Linked DNA regions of Mus musculus: region 1 is linked to region 2. The links are chromatin loops, found by intact Hi-C in ENCODE. Cell type or tissue: left cerebral cortex. All regions are shown on one strand.

Region 1 (8,000 bases), 230 kb before region 2:
GTAATAAGAACACCTGCTCCACTATGTTCATAGCAGCCTTATTTATAATAGCCAGAAGCTGGAAAGAACCCAGATGTTCCTCAGCAGAAGAATGGATACAGAAAACGTAGTACATTTACACAATGGAGTACTACTCATCAATTAAAAACAATGGATTTATGAAATTCTTGGACAAATGGAGGTAGCTGGAGGATATCATCCATAGAGAGGTAACCCAATCATAAAAGAAGTCATTAGATATGCACTCACTGATAAGTGGATATTAGCTCAGAAACATAGAACACCCAAGATACAATCTGAAAAGCACAAGAAAATCAAGAAGAGGGAAGACCAATGGGTGGATACATCATTCCTCCTTAGAATATGGAACAAAATACCCATGTAAGAAATTACAGAGACAAAGTTTGGAGCTAAGATGAAAGGATGGACTATCCAGAGACTACCCCACCCGGGGATCCATCCCATAATCAGCCACCAAACCCAGACACTATTGCACAATGCCAGAAAGATTTTGCTGAAGGGACCCTGTTATAGCTGTCTCGTATGAGGCTATGCCAGTGCCTGGCAAATACAGAAGTGGATGCTCACAGTCAACTATAAGATGGAACACAGGGGCCTCAATGGAGAAGCTAGAGAAAGCACCCAAGGAGCTGAAGGGGTCTGCAACCCTATGGGTGGAATAACAATATGAACTAACCAGTACCCCTGGAGCTCATATCTCTAGCTGCATATGTAGCAGAAGATGGCCTAGTCAGCCATCACTGGGAAGAGAGGCCCTTGGTATTGCAAACTTTCTATGCCCCAGTACAGGGAAAGGCCAGGGCCAAAAAGCAGAAGTGGGTGGGTAGGGGAGCAGGGCGGGGGGAGGGTATAGGGAACTTTCAGGATAGTATTTGAAATGTATATAAAGAAAATATCTAATAAAAAAAAACACATTCATTGCTAAGTACTATCCTGTTACCACACAGAAGATGAACACAGAAAGCTCATGTGAACAAACTTGGAATGTGCAAGTTTTTGGTAAATAGATGTAAAATGTCCAGGTTGGATCTTTGTCTGTACCAATCATGATTAGAAAACATTGGCATAGTTATCCTTGCCCTTTTACCTCTTATTTTACTGTAAAAATGAGTGCCTAATAATAATGTATGTCTCTGGGGATTGGAGGGACTGAATAAGCACACCCACAGAATACCTGGCTGCTCATAAAGGCTCCAGACACATTGTATATTTATTTCCAACAGGCAGATCTGGTATATCATTAGTATTCACTGTCATGGCCATGTGGAGAATTTATACATGCCACTCTTTCTAACAAGTTAACGTGTGTCTGGTGCCAAACATTTAGGCAGGTTCTAAGCATCTGTGTCGTGGGAGCTGCCACATTGGCTTGTTGGAAACCAACAGATTTGATTAATAAGAATGCAGTGAGCTAAAATGGTGCTGAAGAGATTAGTGGGTTCAGTTTCTCAGGTTCCATGAAGCCAATCTGGTGGTGGTCACAGGAGGGTCATGTACACACAGTTTGGATCTGTGTCACTGCCTAGAATTGAAGGCCTGGAAGATATGCTCAGATCTGATAGAGTGCTATTGGCAGCCTGCCCATCTTCCCTTCCAGAAAGAGACATTATTATCTCAGAATACAGGCAAATGTTCTCCATAGTGGGGAAGGAGATATTTCTATTTCCATTTTTCTGGCTTTTCCTGACCTAAAAATTTCTCAAATACTGCAGTCACTTGGATGTAGAAAAAAACAATTATCTGAAAACATTGACTGTGAACTTAGTAAAACTACTTAATCATAAATTTCATGTTTTTGACATCAAAAAATGAAAAAAAAGGGTTTTCTGATGTTAAGATTATTTTGTATTAAAAAATAAGTTTATGTGTCTTCCAGAACAGTTAGACCTACACAATATTTAAACTGCTTTAAGTTATTGTTAATCCTGAAGTAAAAATGTGCCAGTTTTAGTTCGTGTGACTTGAACTTTCTTGATTACTTTGACTTTAGGCCTTTTAATTTTCTCTTTCATAATTTTTATAGGAATTTTGTAATTATCTGGTTATTTCCTAAGTAAACAGATGGAATTTCCATCAAATGTTAATCTAGAATTGAGAGTATGGCTCATGAGGGGATCATCTGTTTAGTATATGCAATGTCCTGGTTCAGTTACCAGCAACACACACATAGGCATGCACACACACACAGGCATGCACACATGTGCACTCACCAATACATACATATACGTATGTACACACATGCATGCACACACAGTAACACTTCATCAATGAATTCTTGCATTATTCTCTTCAGACTTCTTTGTCATACAACTTTGTTTAGGTTGTCCACTAAGGATATTTAAAGTCATCACAGTTTTAACTTACTTTCCTCAATCCAGTGATTTTATGATCACTATATTTTTCTTCACTTACAAATCACAATAATTTCTATTTTTTGAGATTTTTTTTACTATGGTTTCCATCTTTATAGGTTCATGTGTTTAAACATCCTGTATCTAGATGATAGAGTTCTCTGGGGACATTGTGGAACCTTTAGATTGGGACCTAGCTAGAGAAAGTTTGTCACTGGAGGGCAAGCTTTGAGGTTTATAGCCTGTCTCTCTTGGGATATGTCTCTCTCCGCCTCTTGGACTGCACTATACTCTTGCTACTCTAACCACGAGCTGTTCCAACTGCCCCATTGCTGTGCCTTTCCCATTGTGATGACTACTTTCCTTAAAATCATGAGCCAAAACTAAAGTTTTCCTTGCTTAAGCTTTTTCTAAATTCTGTCACAATGACATGTAAAGTAATACACAAAGTCTATTTGAAATTTTGATTGGAATTCATTTTAACCAACTGAATAGTTAAAAAGGCAAGTTTTTTTGCATTCTTCCTTCAAATCAAGGAATTATCGTTTCTTAAAATTCAATATACCATTGCCACCATCTGTTTAGCTATTCTTAACTTTATATTACATGGTAACGAATCTCCATAGCAATTCTTCAAGCCTTTCCATCCACCTCAGCCTCCCAGTCACCGATTTTAAGAATATGTTTTATAAAGCAAGAAAATCCACTTTGGTCTCATCTTCAAATCATCTATAGGATACAGTGTATAGCACACAAGTTTTTGTGTATGAATTTAACAAACTGTGTGATTTTCAAAGAAATAAATGTACTTTATATGCTGTATCAATGGGATTTGCCTGCAGCTGATAGTTCTTTATTTTTAAGATTTATCTTCATTTATGTGTATGTGTTGGGGAGAGGAGGTATGTACACGCACATGCAGGAGCCTGTGTGGTCAGAAAAGCAAGGTTGGAATCCTCTGAAGCTGTAGTTACTGGTGGCTGTTGGAGACTGGGAATCAAACTTGGGTCTTCTGCTAGAGCGATCAATACTCTTAACAGATGAGACATCTCTCCAGTCCCATAATTCTATCACCCAATGTTTTCTTTGACTCCAGGCTTCTTCCAGTACTTTGTATCTGGCCTAGAAATGGAATGATTCTGAGATTTGAAGGAAACGATCTCATATTATAAGAAGTCACATTTTCTTTGCTGTGTTAAAGGAAGATGGGTTGATGGTTGCTAGAACCCTTCATGGCTGGACTCCCAACTCAGTACAGAATGTTGATTTTATATTCTAAATTGGTAAAACAGTGTGATATATTCTAATACTCTGTTTTCTGTAAGTACTCTAACATTTTATTTCCATCACACTGAGACAGAAAATTAAGGATAAAAAGGGATTTTTTTCAGCTGGTCTCTGAGTGTCTCATAGATTATATAAACTATATACAGATGCCTTCTGGAGATTAGCAGCTGATGAGGGAGATGGGCACCTGTGATTCCAGGAATTTTACAGAAACTGAAGTAGGGACAGAAAATTGGCTGATTCGGAAAACTAAACATCTAATTAAAATCACTGGGAAAGACTTTGTAAAAATGTGTGTACTCGTGTTCAAATCAGAGAAAAAAGTTTCACATAAAATAATCTTTTGGGGAGTCTTGCCCAACACCCGCAAGGGTCCACACGGGACTCCCCACGGGACCCTAAGACCTCTGGTGAGTGGACCACAGTGCCTGCCCCAATCCAATCGCGCAGAACTTGAGACTGCGGTACATAGGGAAGCAGGCTACCCGGGCCTGATCTGGGGCACAAGTCCCTTCCGCTCGACTCGAGACTCGAGCCCCGGGCTACCTTGCCAGCAGAGTCTTGCCCAACACCCGCAAGGGTCCACACGGGACTCCCCACGGGACCCTAAGACCTCTGGTGAGTGGATCACAGTGCCTGCCCCAATCCAATCGCGCGGAACTTGAGACTGCGGTACATAGGGAAGCAGGCTACCCGGGCTTGATCTGGGGCACAAACCCCTTCCACTCCACTCGAGCCCCGGGCTACCTTGCCAGCTGAGTCGCCTGACACCCGCAAGGGCCCACACAGGATTCCACACGTGATCCTAAGACCTCTAGTGAGTGGAACACAACTTCTGCCAGGAGTCTGGTTCGAACACCAGATATCTGGGTACCTGCCTTGCAAGAAGAGAGCTTGCCTGCAGAGAATACTCTGCCCACTGAAACTAAGGAGAGTGCTACCCTCCAGGTCTGCTCATAGAGGCTAACAGAGTCACCTGAAGAACAAGCTCTTAACAGTGACAACTAAAACAGCTAGCTTCAGAGATTACCGGATGGCGAAAGGCAAACGTAAGAATCCTACTAACAGAAATCAAGACCACTCACCATCATCAGAATGCAGCACTCCCACCCCACCTAGTCCTGGGCACCCCAACACAACCGAAAATCTAGACCCAGATTTAAAAACATTTCTCATGATGATGATAGAGGACATCAAGAAGGACTTTCATAAGTCACTTAAAGATTTACAGGAGAGCACTGCTAAAGAGTTACAGGCTCTTAAAGAAAAGCAGGAAAACACAGCCAAACAGGTGATGGAAATGAACAAAACCATACTAGAACTAAAAGGGGAAGTAGACACAATAAAGAAAACCCAAAGCGAGGCAACGCTGGAGATAGAAACCCTAGGAAAGAGATCTGGAACCATAGATGCGAGCATCAGCAACAGAATACAAGAAATGGAAGAGAGAATCTCAGGTGCAGAAGATTCCATAGAGAACATTGACACAACAGTCAAAGAAAATACAAAATGCAAAAGGATCCTAACTCAAAACATCCAGGTAATCCAGGACACAATGAGAAGACCAAACCTACGGATAATAGGAATTGATGAGAATGAAGATTTTCAACTTAAAGGGCCAGCTAATATCTTCAACAAAATAATAGAAGAAAACTTCCCAAACATAAAAAAAGAGATGCCCATGATCATACAAGAAGCATACAGAACTCCAAATAGACTGGACCAGAAAAGAAATTCCTCCCGACACATAATAATCAGAACAACAAATGCACTAAATAAAGATAGAATATTAAAAGCAGTAAGGGAGAAAGGTCAAGTAACATATAAAGGAAGGCCTATCAGAATTACACCAGACTTTTCACCAGAGACTATGAAAGCCAGAAGAGCCTGGACAGATATTATACAGACACTAAGAGAACACAAATGCCAGCCCAGGCTACTATACCCGGCCAAACTCTCAATTACCATAGATGGAGAAACCAAAGTATTCCACGACAAAACCAAGTTCACACAATATCTTTCCACGAATCCAGCCCTTCAAAGGATAATAACAGAAAAGAAGCAATACAAGGACGGAAATCACGCCCTAGAACAACCAAGAAAGTAATCATTCAACAAACCAAAAAGAAGACAGCCACAAGAACAGAATGCCAACTTTAACAACAAAAATAAAAGGGAGCAACAATTACTTTTCCTTAATATCTCTTAATATCAATGGACTCAATTCCCCAATAAAAAGACATAGACTAACAGACTGGCTACACAAACAGGACCCAACATTCTGCTGCTTACAGGAAACCCATCTCAGGGAAAAAGACAGACACTACCTCAGAGTGAAAGGCTGGAAAACAATTTTCCAAGCAAATGGACTGAAGAAACAAGCTGGAGTAGCCATTTTAATATCGGATAAAATCGACTTCCAACCCAAAGTTATCAAAAAAGACAAGGAGGGACACTTCATACTCATCAAAGGTAAAATCCTCCAAGAGGAACTCTCAATTCTGAATATCTACGCACCAAATGCAAGGGCAGCCACATTCATTAGAGACACTTTAGTAAAGCTCAAAGCATACATTGCACCTCACACAATAATAGTGGGAGACTTCAACACACCACTTTCTTCAAAGGACAGATCGTGGAAACAGAAACTAAACAGGGACACAGTGAAACTAACAGAAGTTATGAAACAAATGGACCTGACAGATATCTACAGAACATTTTATCCTAAAACAAAAGGATATACCTTCTTCTCAGCACCTCACGGGACCTTCTCCAAAATTGACCATATAATTGGTCACAAAACAGGCCTCAATAGATACAAAAATATTGAAATTGTCCCAGGTATCCTATCAGACCACCATGGCCTAAGACTGATCTTCAATAACAACATAAATAATGGAAAGCCAACATTCACGTGGAAACTGAATAACACTCTTCTCAATGATACCTTGGTCAAGGAAGGAATAAAGAAAGAAATTAAAGACTTTTTAGAGTTTAATGAAAATGAAGCCACAACGTACCCAAACCTATGGGACACAATGAAAGCATTTCTAAGAGGGAAACTCATAGCGCTGAGTGCCTCCAAGAAGAAACGGGAGACAGCACATACTAGCAGCTTGACAACACATCTAAAAGCCCTAGAAAAAAAGGAAGCAAATTCACCCAAGAGGAGTAGACGGCAGGAAATAATCAAACTCAGGGGTGAAATCAACCAAGTGGAAACAAGAAGAACTATTCAAAGAATTAACCAAACGAGGAGTTGGTTCTTTGAGAAAATCAACAAGATAGATAAACCCTTAGCTAGACTCACTAAAGGGCACAGGGACAAAATCCTAATTAACAAAATCAGAAATGAAAAGGGAGACATAACAACAGATCCTGAAGAAATCCAAAACACCATCAGATCCTTCTACAAAAGGCTATACTCAACAAAACTGGAAAACCTGGACGAAATGGACAAATTTCTGGACAGATACCAGGTACCAAAGTTGAATCAGGATCAAGTTGACCATCTAAACAGTCCCATATCACCTAAAGAAATAGAAGCAGTTATTAATAGTCTCCCAACCAAAAAAAGCCCAGGACCAGATGGGTTTAGTGCAGAGTTCTATCAGACCTTCAAAGAAGATCTAATTCCAATTCTGCACAAACTATTTCACAAAATAGAAGTAGAAGGTACTCTACCCAACTCATTTTATGAAGCCACTATTACTCTGATACCTAAACCACAGAAAGATCCAACAAAGATAGAGAACTTCAGACCAATTTCTCTTATGAATATCGATGCAAAAATCCTCAATAAAATTCTCGCTAACCGAATCCAAGAACACATTAAAGCAATCATCCATCCTGACCAAGTAGGTTTTATTCCAGGGATGCAGGGATGGTTTAATATACGAAAATCCATCAATGTAATCCATTATATAAACAAACTCAAAGACAAAAACCACATGATCATCTCGTTAGATGCAGAAAAAGCATTTGACAAGATCCAACACCCATTCATGATAAAAGTTTTGGAAAGATCAGGAATTCAAGGCCCATACCTAAACATGATAAAAGCAATCTACAGCAAACCAGTAGCCAACATCAAAGTAAATGGAGAGAAGCTGGAAGCAATCCCACTAAAATCAGGGACTAGACAAGGCTGCCCACTTTCTCCCTACCTTTTCAACATAGTACTTGAAGTATTAGCCAGAGCAATTCGACAACAAAAGGAGATCAAGGGGATACAAATTGGAAAAGAGGAAGTCAAAATATCACTTTTTGCAGATGATATGATAGTATATATAAGTGACCCTAAAAATTCTACCAGAGAACTCCTAAACCTGATAAACAGCT
Region 2 (8,000 bases):
TGGGGAAAAGCCTTGAAGACATGGGCACAGGGGAAAAATTCCTGAACAGAACAGCAATGGCTTGTGCTGTAAGATCGAGAATTGACAAATGGGACCTAATGAAACTCCAAAGTTTCTGCAAGGCAAAAGACACCGTCAATAAGACAAAAAGACCACCAACAGATTGGGAAAGGATCTTTACCTATCCTAAATCAGATAGGGGACTAATATCCAACATATATAAAGAACTCAAGAAGGTGGACTTCAGAAAATCAAATAACCCCATTAAAAAATGGGGCTCAGAACTGAACAAAGAATTCTCACCTGAGGAATACCGAATGGCAGAGAAGCACCTGAAAAAAATGTTCAACATCCTTAATCATCAGGGAAATGCAAATCAAAACAACCCTGAGATTCCACCTCACACCAGTCAGAATGGCTAAGATCAAAAATTCAGGTGACAGCAGATGCTGGCGTGGATGTGGAGAAAGAGGAACACTCCTCCATTGTTGGTGGGATTGCAGGCTTGTACAACCACTCTGGAAATCAGTCTGGCGGTTCCTCAGAAAACTGGATATAGTACTACCGGAGGATCCAGTAATACCTCTCCTGGGCATATATCCAGAAGATGCCCCAACTGGTAAGAAGGACACATGCTCCACTATGTTCATAGCAGCCTTATTTATAATAGCCAGAAGCTGGAAAGAACCCAGATGCCCCTCAACAGAGGAATGGATACAGAAAATGTGGTACATCTACACAATGGAGTACTACTCAGCTATTAAAAAGAATGAATTTATGAAATTCCTAGCCAAATGGATGGACCTGGAGGGCATCATCCTGAGTGAGGTAACACATTCACAAAGGAACTCACACAATATGTACTCACTGATAAGTGGATATTAGCCCAAAACCTAGGATATCCAAGATATAAGATACAATTTCCTAAACACATGAAACTCAAAAAAAATGAAGACTGAAGTGTGGACACTATGCCCCTCCTTAGAAGCAGGAACAAAACACCCTTGGAAGGAGGTACAGAGACAAAGTTTGGAGCTGAGATAAAAAGATGGACCATGTAGAGACTGCCATATCCGGGGATCCATCCCATAATCAGCTTCCAAATGCTGACACCATTGCATACACTAGCAAGATTAAGCTGAAAGGACCCTGATTTAGCTGTCTCTTGTCAGAGTATGCCTGGGCCTAGCAAACATAGAAGTGGATGCTCACAGTCGGCTATTGGATGGATCACATGGCCCCCAATGAAGGAGCTAGAGAAAGTACCCAAGAAGCTAAAGGGATCTGCAACCCTATAGGTGGAACAACATTATGAACTAACCAGTACCCCGGAGCTCTTGACTCTAGCTGCATATGTATCAAAAGATGGCCTAGGTGGCCATCACTGGAAAGAGAGGCCCATTGGACACGCAAACTTTATATGCCCCAGTACAGGGGAACGCCAGGGCCAAAAAAGGGGAGTGGGTGGGTAGGGGAGTGGGGGTGGGTGGCTATGGGGGACTTTTGGTATAGCATTGGAAATGTAAATGAGCTAAATACCTAATAAAAAATGGAAAAAAAAAAAAAGAAAAATAGGATCTGGTCAAAGGTGCTTTTAAGTAAATAGGCTATATTAGTCAGCTATCCATTGCTCCAGTGAGATTTCTGAGGCAATTTACTTACAAAGACAGGTTACTTAGCCACAGTTCTGGGAATTGCAGTGCAAGACTGGACATTCCCAATGGTGAGAATGAAACACACAGAGTAACCCGCTCACACCCTGAGCCAGAGTAACATGGCCCCAGATTTAGCACACTGGCTCCATCATGGAAATGCCATTCAGACCATAAAACTCAGCACATAGACAATACCACCTAGCAACATGTAAACAAAAAGCAATTCCATCGACGTCCATGGTTCTAGGAAAGTCTCTAAACCTTGTTTTTTGCTTCTGTAGCTCAGTTTCTAACTAACTGTTCTTGTTAACTCAAGTCATGTCTTCTAGGTTAGGCTCATAACACACCTCCAACAGTAGCTCAGCCCATGTAGAGTCTCATCGGTGATTGGACTGCAGGTTGAGGGTCAGAAGTCCCCTGCAAGACACTTCCTCAGCCCACAGAAATGAATTGAGAATCGTTATATAGCTTTCCTTTTTCTGGGATCATGTGGATCAAGTTTTCTTCTTAACAATTTCATGAGATAAAAAAACATTCAGATGGCCCATTTGTAAGACAAAGAATTTATTAGAACAAACACTGCTCTGTCATAGAATACCAAACCACACTTTATGCATGCTGGTTTTCCTGTGTGTGCAGACACTGAAGCAAAGTCTAACATCATAGCTTTATTTCAGGACTTGGCTGCTTTTTTACTTCTAGAATGTGGTCCATAAAAGTCTGTGGTCTGCCTGTCTTCCATTTAGACAATGCCAGCTAGCCATCTGGCCTGGCAGCTCTGAAGAGAGATGCTTCCACAGCCAGTTTGTAAAAGTTCCAAGCCATGATCGGAGTGACTGTGGCTATTCCTGTGCTTGTGGGAAGAGGGGCCAGGGAACTGTACTGAGAACATGGGTCTTGCCCGTGTTAGAAGAAGAATTAAAGAGATGAAGTTCCGATATAAACAGTTGGCTTATGTTTACAAAGATGAGACACTAGGAGTCAAGGAAAGTTGTGCATATATAATGCGCGGGGGTATAGAAAGCATCAGCTATTCAGGATGGTTTCTCTTGTTCAGTTTTATATGTTCTATGAACACAGGTTCGTAAAGCACTCCTTTATGTGGAGTGATCACAGAAAAAAAGTGAGCACTACATTTCTCCAATTTTCTGCAATTAAAAATGTGTGTGTGTGTGTGTGTGTGTGTACTGAGTGAAAATGCGCATGTGCAGTAGTCCGTTCTCTCTCTCTCTCTCTCTCTCTCTCTCTCTCTCTCTCTCTCTCTCTCTCTCTCTCTCGTCAGCAAGTCCCATTTTGTGCTGAGCTATACATCAGCGGACCTGGAGGGCATCATCCTGAGTGAGGTAACACATTCACAAAGGAACTCACACAATATGTACTCACTGATAAGTGGATATTAGCCCAAAACCTAAGATACCCAAGATATAAGATACAATTTCCTAAACACATGAAACTCAAGAAAAATGAAGACTGAAGTGTGAACACTATGCCCCTCCTTAGAAGTGGGAACAAAACACCCTTGGAAGGAGTTACAGAGACAAAGTTTGGAGCTGAGATAAAAGGATGGACCATGTAGACACTAGCATATCCGGGGATCCATCCCATAATCAGCTTCCAAATGCTGACACCATTGCATACACTAGCAAGATTATGCTGAAAGGACCCTGATATAGCTGTCTCTTGTCAGAGTATGCCTGGGCCTAGCAAACATAGAAGTGGATGCTCACAGTCGGCTATTGGATGGATCACATGGCCCCCAATGAAGGAGCTAGAGAAAGTACCAAAGAAGCTAAAGGGATCTGCAACCCTATAGGTGGAACAACATTATGAACTAACCAGTACCCCGGAGCTCTTGACTCTAGCTGCATATGCATCAAGAGATGGCCTAGTCGGCCATCACTGGAAAGAGAGGCCCATTGGACACGCAAACTTTATATGCCCCAGTACAGGGGAACGCCAGGGCCATAAAAGGGGAGTGGGTGGGTAGGGGAGAGGGGGTGGGTGGCTATGGGGGACTTTTGGTATAGCATTGCAAATGTAAATGAGCGAAATACCTAATAAAAAATGGAAAAAAAAAAGACTAAAGATGGAAAACTATCAATCTTGGAGCATAGATTACAGGTCTCATGAGAGCCCATGCACTGCAGTGTGCCCTTCAGGTGTGTCCAGCCTTTGACAATGCAGCTTAACGTGGTCATCTACAAGGTTCCCACTGAAGAACCAAGCATTCAAATTACAATACCAGTAGCAAACGGATCTCAGAGTATTTTGAGTGAGTATATGATTTTGTGTTGGACCAAATTAACAACTGTCCTCAGCCCCTTGTGTCTCATAAGCCATAGATTGGCCACATTTGATCAATGTGTGTGATCATGTATACTACAAAGCATTAGGGGTAATGGTTAAATCATGGGAACAGCAACCAGGTGCCTACCAAATTCTATATATCCATGAAACTGGCGTAAGTAGGTAGATAAAAATGCATATTAAGGATACTGTAGTGAAAAAAAAAAAAAGTTTCTTTGACCAAACCCAAGGGAATCTGCCGATTCACCAACCTATAAATAATGCATTGATATCAAAAAGGGTGGGTATTTGAGGACAGACAAAAAGGAATAGTTTTAGGGAGGAACTGGAGTCTCATGTCCCAGGACATTGACCTTCCTTAGCCCTCTAGCTGGTCCCACCAGGCCCTGACACACATCGTCTACTTAGCTTTGATTCCTTTCTCCCCAAATAGCTTCATTTGTAATTTGTCTGTCTGTGTGTTTCCCTCAACAGATGGAGAATTGTAGCCCTGGTGCAATTGCAAATTTCTGCAGTTTTGTTCTTTGCTGGCAGCTAACACAGGCATCAAAGCTCATGCAAGCATCTATTCTGAACTTAATTAGTTCCAGTCCATCTGGGAAAGATTTGGGGAGGCTGAAAAAATGAGAACACACCCTGTGCTAAAGTGGTTTTTCTGAAGTGAATTTCAGCCTCCACTCTCAGGCCCTCTTTAGAAGAAAGAGTTGTGGCTTGTCCTATTTTGAACAGCTCTAAAATGCTTCCTATGGTCTCCCAAACATTCTAATGTGTGTCTGCTTATTTGCCCATTAATAAACACAGTAGTCCAGGGAAGCCTAACCTATGATTGTTGTAAACCAGCTCTAGTTTTGATTCACTCCAGTTTTTCACTACAAGGAATATTTATTGAGCTTCTTTGATAATTGAGCAAGCACAAAAGTACTTTCTGTATTCTCAATACAAAAAGAAGGCCTGCATTGCCGATAAAATATGTGCCTGACCACACAATAGAGATTTTGATTAAAATTTTATCTTTACAAATTTGGTTCGCCAGAAGGCAGCTACAGGTTGTTGGGAGAGCATGACAGCAATTCCACGGAGCCCCAAAGCATGTGGTATGCTTTACTGAAAGGGTTAAGTAATTTGTGGCTGTGTTATTTCAGTGGCTTTTGGCATTAGGAGAACTTAAGGTTAATTTCCATCTTGAAAGTTGGCAAATCAAAGGATATGTGCTCATCAAACTGGAGTGAATGTAAAGAAAAACAGAAAAATATATAGATTATTTGGAAAAAGGAGGTGGAAACCCTGGTGTGTTGGTGCATGCCCTTTTTTTTATTTCTATCTTTTATTTATTTAGTTTATTTATATTTCTTTTTTATTAGATATTTTCTTTACTTACAATTCAAATGTTATCCCCTTTCCTGGTTTCCCCTCCAAAAATCCCCATCCCTTCCACCCTCTCCCTGCTCACTAACCCACCTACTCCTGCTTCCCAGTCCTGGCATTCCACTACACTGGGGCATTGAGCCTTCACAGGACCAAGGGCCTCTCCTCCCATTGATGACCAACAAGGCCATTCTCTGCTACATATGTGGCTGGAGCCATGGGTACCTCCATGTGTACTCTTTGATTAGTAGTTTACTCCCTGAGAGCTATGGGGGTACTGGTTGATTCATATTGTTGTTCCTCCTACGGGGCTGCAAACCCCTTCAGCTCCTTGGATCCTTTCTCTAGCTCCTCTATTGGGGACCCTGTGCTCAGTCCAATGGTGGGCTGAGAGCATCCACCTCTGTATTTTTCAGGCACTGGCAGAGCCCCTTGGACACAGCTATATCAGGCTCCTGTCAGCAAGCACTTCTTGGCATCCACAATAGTGTCTGGGTTTGGTGACTGTATATGGGATGGATCTGCAGGTGGGGCAGTCTCTAGACTCAGGATGATATTTTCTAGTTCCATCCATTTGCCTAAGAATTTCATAAATTCATTGTTTTTAATAGCTCCATTGTGTAAATGTACCACATTTACACATTTCTGTATCCATTCCTCTGTTGAGGGATATTTGGGTTCATTCCAGCTTCTGGCTATTATAAATAAGGCTGCTATAAACATAGTGGAGCATGTGTCCTTCTTACATGTTGAAGCATCTTCTGTGTGTATGCTCAGGAGTGGTATTGCTGGGTTCTCAGATAGTACTATGTCCACTTTTCTGAGGAACTGCCAAACTGATTTCCAGAGTGGTTGTACCAGCTTGCAATCCCATCAGCAATGGAGGAGTGTTCCTCTTTCTCCACACCCTCGCCAGCATCTGCTGTCACCTGAGTTTTTTATCTCAGCCATTCTGACTGGTGTGAGGTAGAATCCCAGGGTTGTTTTAATTTACATTTCTCTGATGACTAAGGATGTTGACCATTTCTTTAGGTGCTTCTCAGCCATTCCATATTCCTCAGTTGGGAATTCTTTGTTTAGCTCTGTACCCCATTTTTAATAGGGTTATGTGTTTTTCTGAAGTCTAGCTTCTTGAGTTCTTTGTAAAATTGGATATTAGCCCTCTATCAGAGGTAGGGTTGGTAAAGATCTTTTCCCAATCTGTTGGTTTCCGTTTTGTCCTATTGACAGTGTCCTTTGCCTTACAGAAGCTTTGCAATTTTATGAGATCCCATTTGTCAATTCTTGATCTTAAAGCATAAGCTTTTGGTTTCTTTTCCGGAAAATTTCCCCTTTGCCCATGTTCTCAAGGCTTTTCCCCACTTTCTTTTCTATTGGTTTCAGTGTCTCTGGTTTTTTGTAGAGGTCCTTGATCCACCTGGACTTGAGCTTTATACAGGAGATAAGAATGGATTGCCTTTAATCCCAGAAATTGGGAGGCAAAGGCAGGCAGATCTCTGTGAGTTTTAGGTAAACCTGTTCTACAGAACAAATTCCAGGCCAGGCAGAGCTACATGGTGAGACCCTGTCCCAGGAAAAGAACTAAGGAAAAAAAAAAAAAAGGAAGTGGGGCTACTCAGGCAGATGAGGTACATGAAGCATTCCTGTTTAAAGTGATCTCCATCAGCTAGAGCCCTTCCCAGTTTTCTGTTGACTTCTGACATGCAGAAGACATCACAGAGATCTATTTCTACTTCACGGTTATTGGGACCCACTTTCACTGTGATGAAAACAATTTGTTTTCTCTTTATGTCTGGGTGCTACTCCCAGTACTGTCCCTGCCTGCATGGTTCCCTTTGGGCATGTCAGTCTAGTCCTCTGGAGCTCAGCTAAGACCCACCAGAGATCCCTCAGGCTCCTATTTTGAAACATAGTTCTCTTCCTTGCCCTTTCTTTCTTTCAAAATATTTTCTTTAGGAATATAGCTGACAGGAGAAAAGTTTTGCTCTACTTTATGGAAATCAAGTTAGCAGCATCAGTCTGAAAAGTAAAACAATTAATGAGATGACTCCATATCCACATGTCTATGGGAAGCATTGATTGGACTGTGTAGGAATAAATAAATAAATAAATAAATAAATAAATAAATTGAAAGGACAACATGAAGTTAGAAAGGAGATATGATGAGAAGTTCCGTGGGACTAAGAAATGTACATGGTCAAGTTACATATTGCTTATATATATATATATATATATATATATATATATATATACATACATATATGTATATATATATATATGTATATATATATAAGAATTTTAAATTCTAAAAGTCTAGAGAGAAGGACAAGTCAACTAAACTATGCAAAAACTAAATAAATAAGCAAATTATGAGGATGTATCTTCTATATGCAGGAATATGATTACTGAGATTCTAATAGGCTTAATTTGGGGAAGAAATTTTAGTAACTAAAAATCACTGTGATCAAAATGAGAACTTGAAAAGCAAAGAAGCTCTTGATCAAGAGTTATTTTTAGGAATGGAAGTAAACCAGCCTCCTGAAAGAGATTGTTAAATGGAGATAGTGAAACCAACTCACTAGGAAAGATTCTTGGTATTGGATAAAGATCTGAGTAGTTTAAAAGATAATTTCTGGATCAGCAGGACCCAGGCACGCAGGAACTCCACCTTTA

What was found. A loop is a pair of places that touch in the nucleus more often than their neighbours do. Peaks named below come from ENCODE experiments on the same cell type or tissue, not always from the same donor. Only the 100,000 strongest peaks of a DNase experiment are listed, where the experiment ranks them.
Region 1: it touches region 2 in a loop (5-fold over the local background); 2 of 42 quality-filtered maps call a loop at or near these places.

Annotation. Positions count from the first base shown.
Region 1 is chr19:12,368,204-12,376,203 of GRCm38, reverse strand. No RefSeq gene overlaps it. Among named protein-coding and RNA genes, the nearest start is that of Olfr1440, 22 kb to the left of the region's middle. In left cerebral cortex, no CTCF peak of the experiment used is centred here; DNase peaks (open chromatin) are centred at 1,369, 2,727, 3,011 and 3,519; H3K27ac peaks cover 1,255 bases.
Region 2 is chr19:12,140,073-12,148,072 of GRCm38, reverse strand. No RefSeq gene overlaps it. Among named protein-coding and RNA genes, the nearest start is that of Olfr76, 23 kb to the right of the region's middle. In left cerebral cortex, no CTCF peak of the experiment used is centred here; DNase peaks (open chromatin) are centred at 2,404 and 4,526; H3K27ac peaks cover 2,282 bases.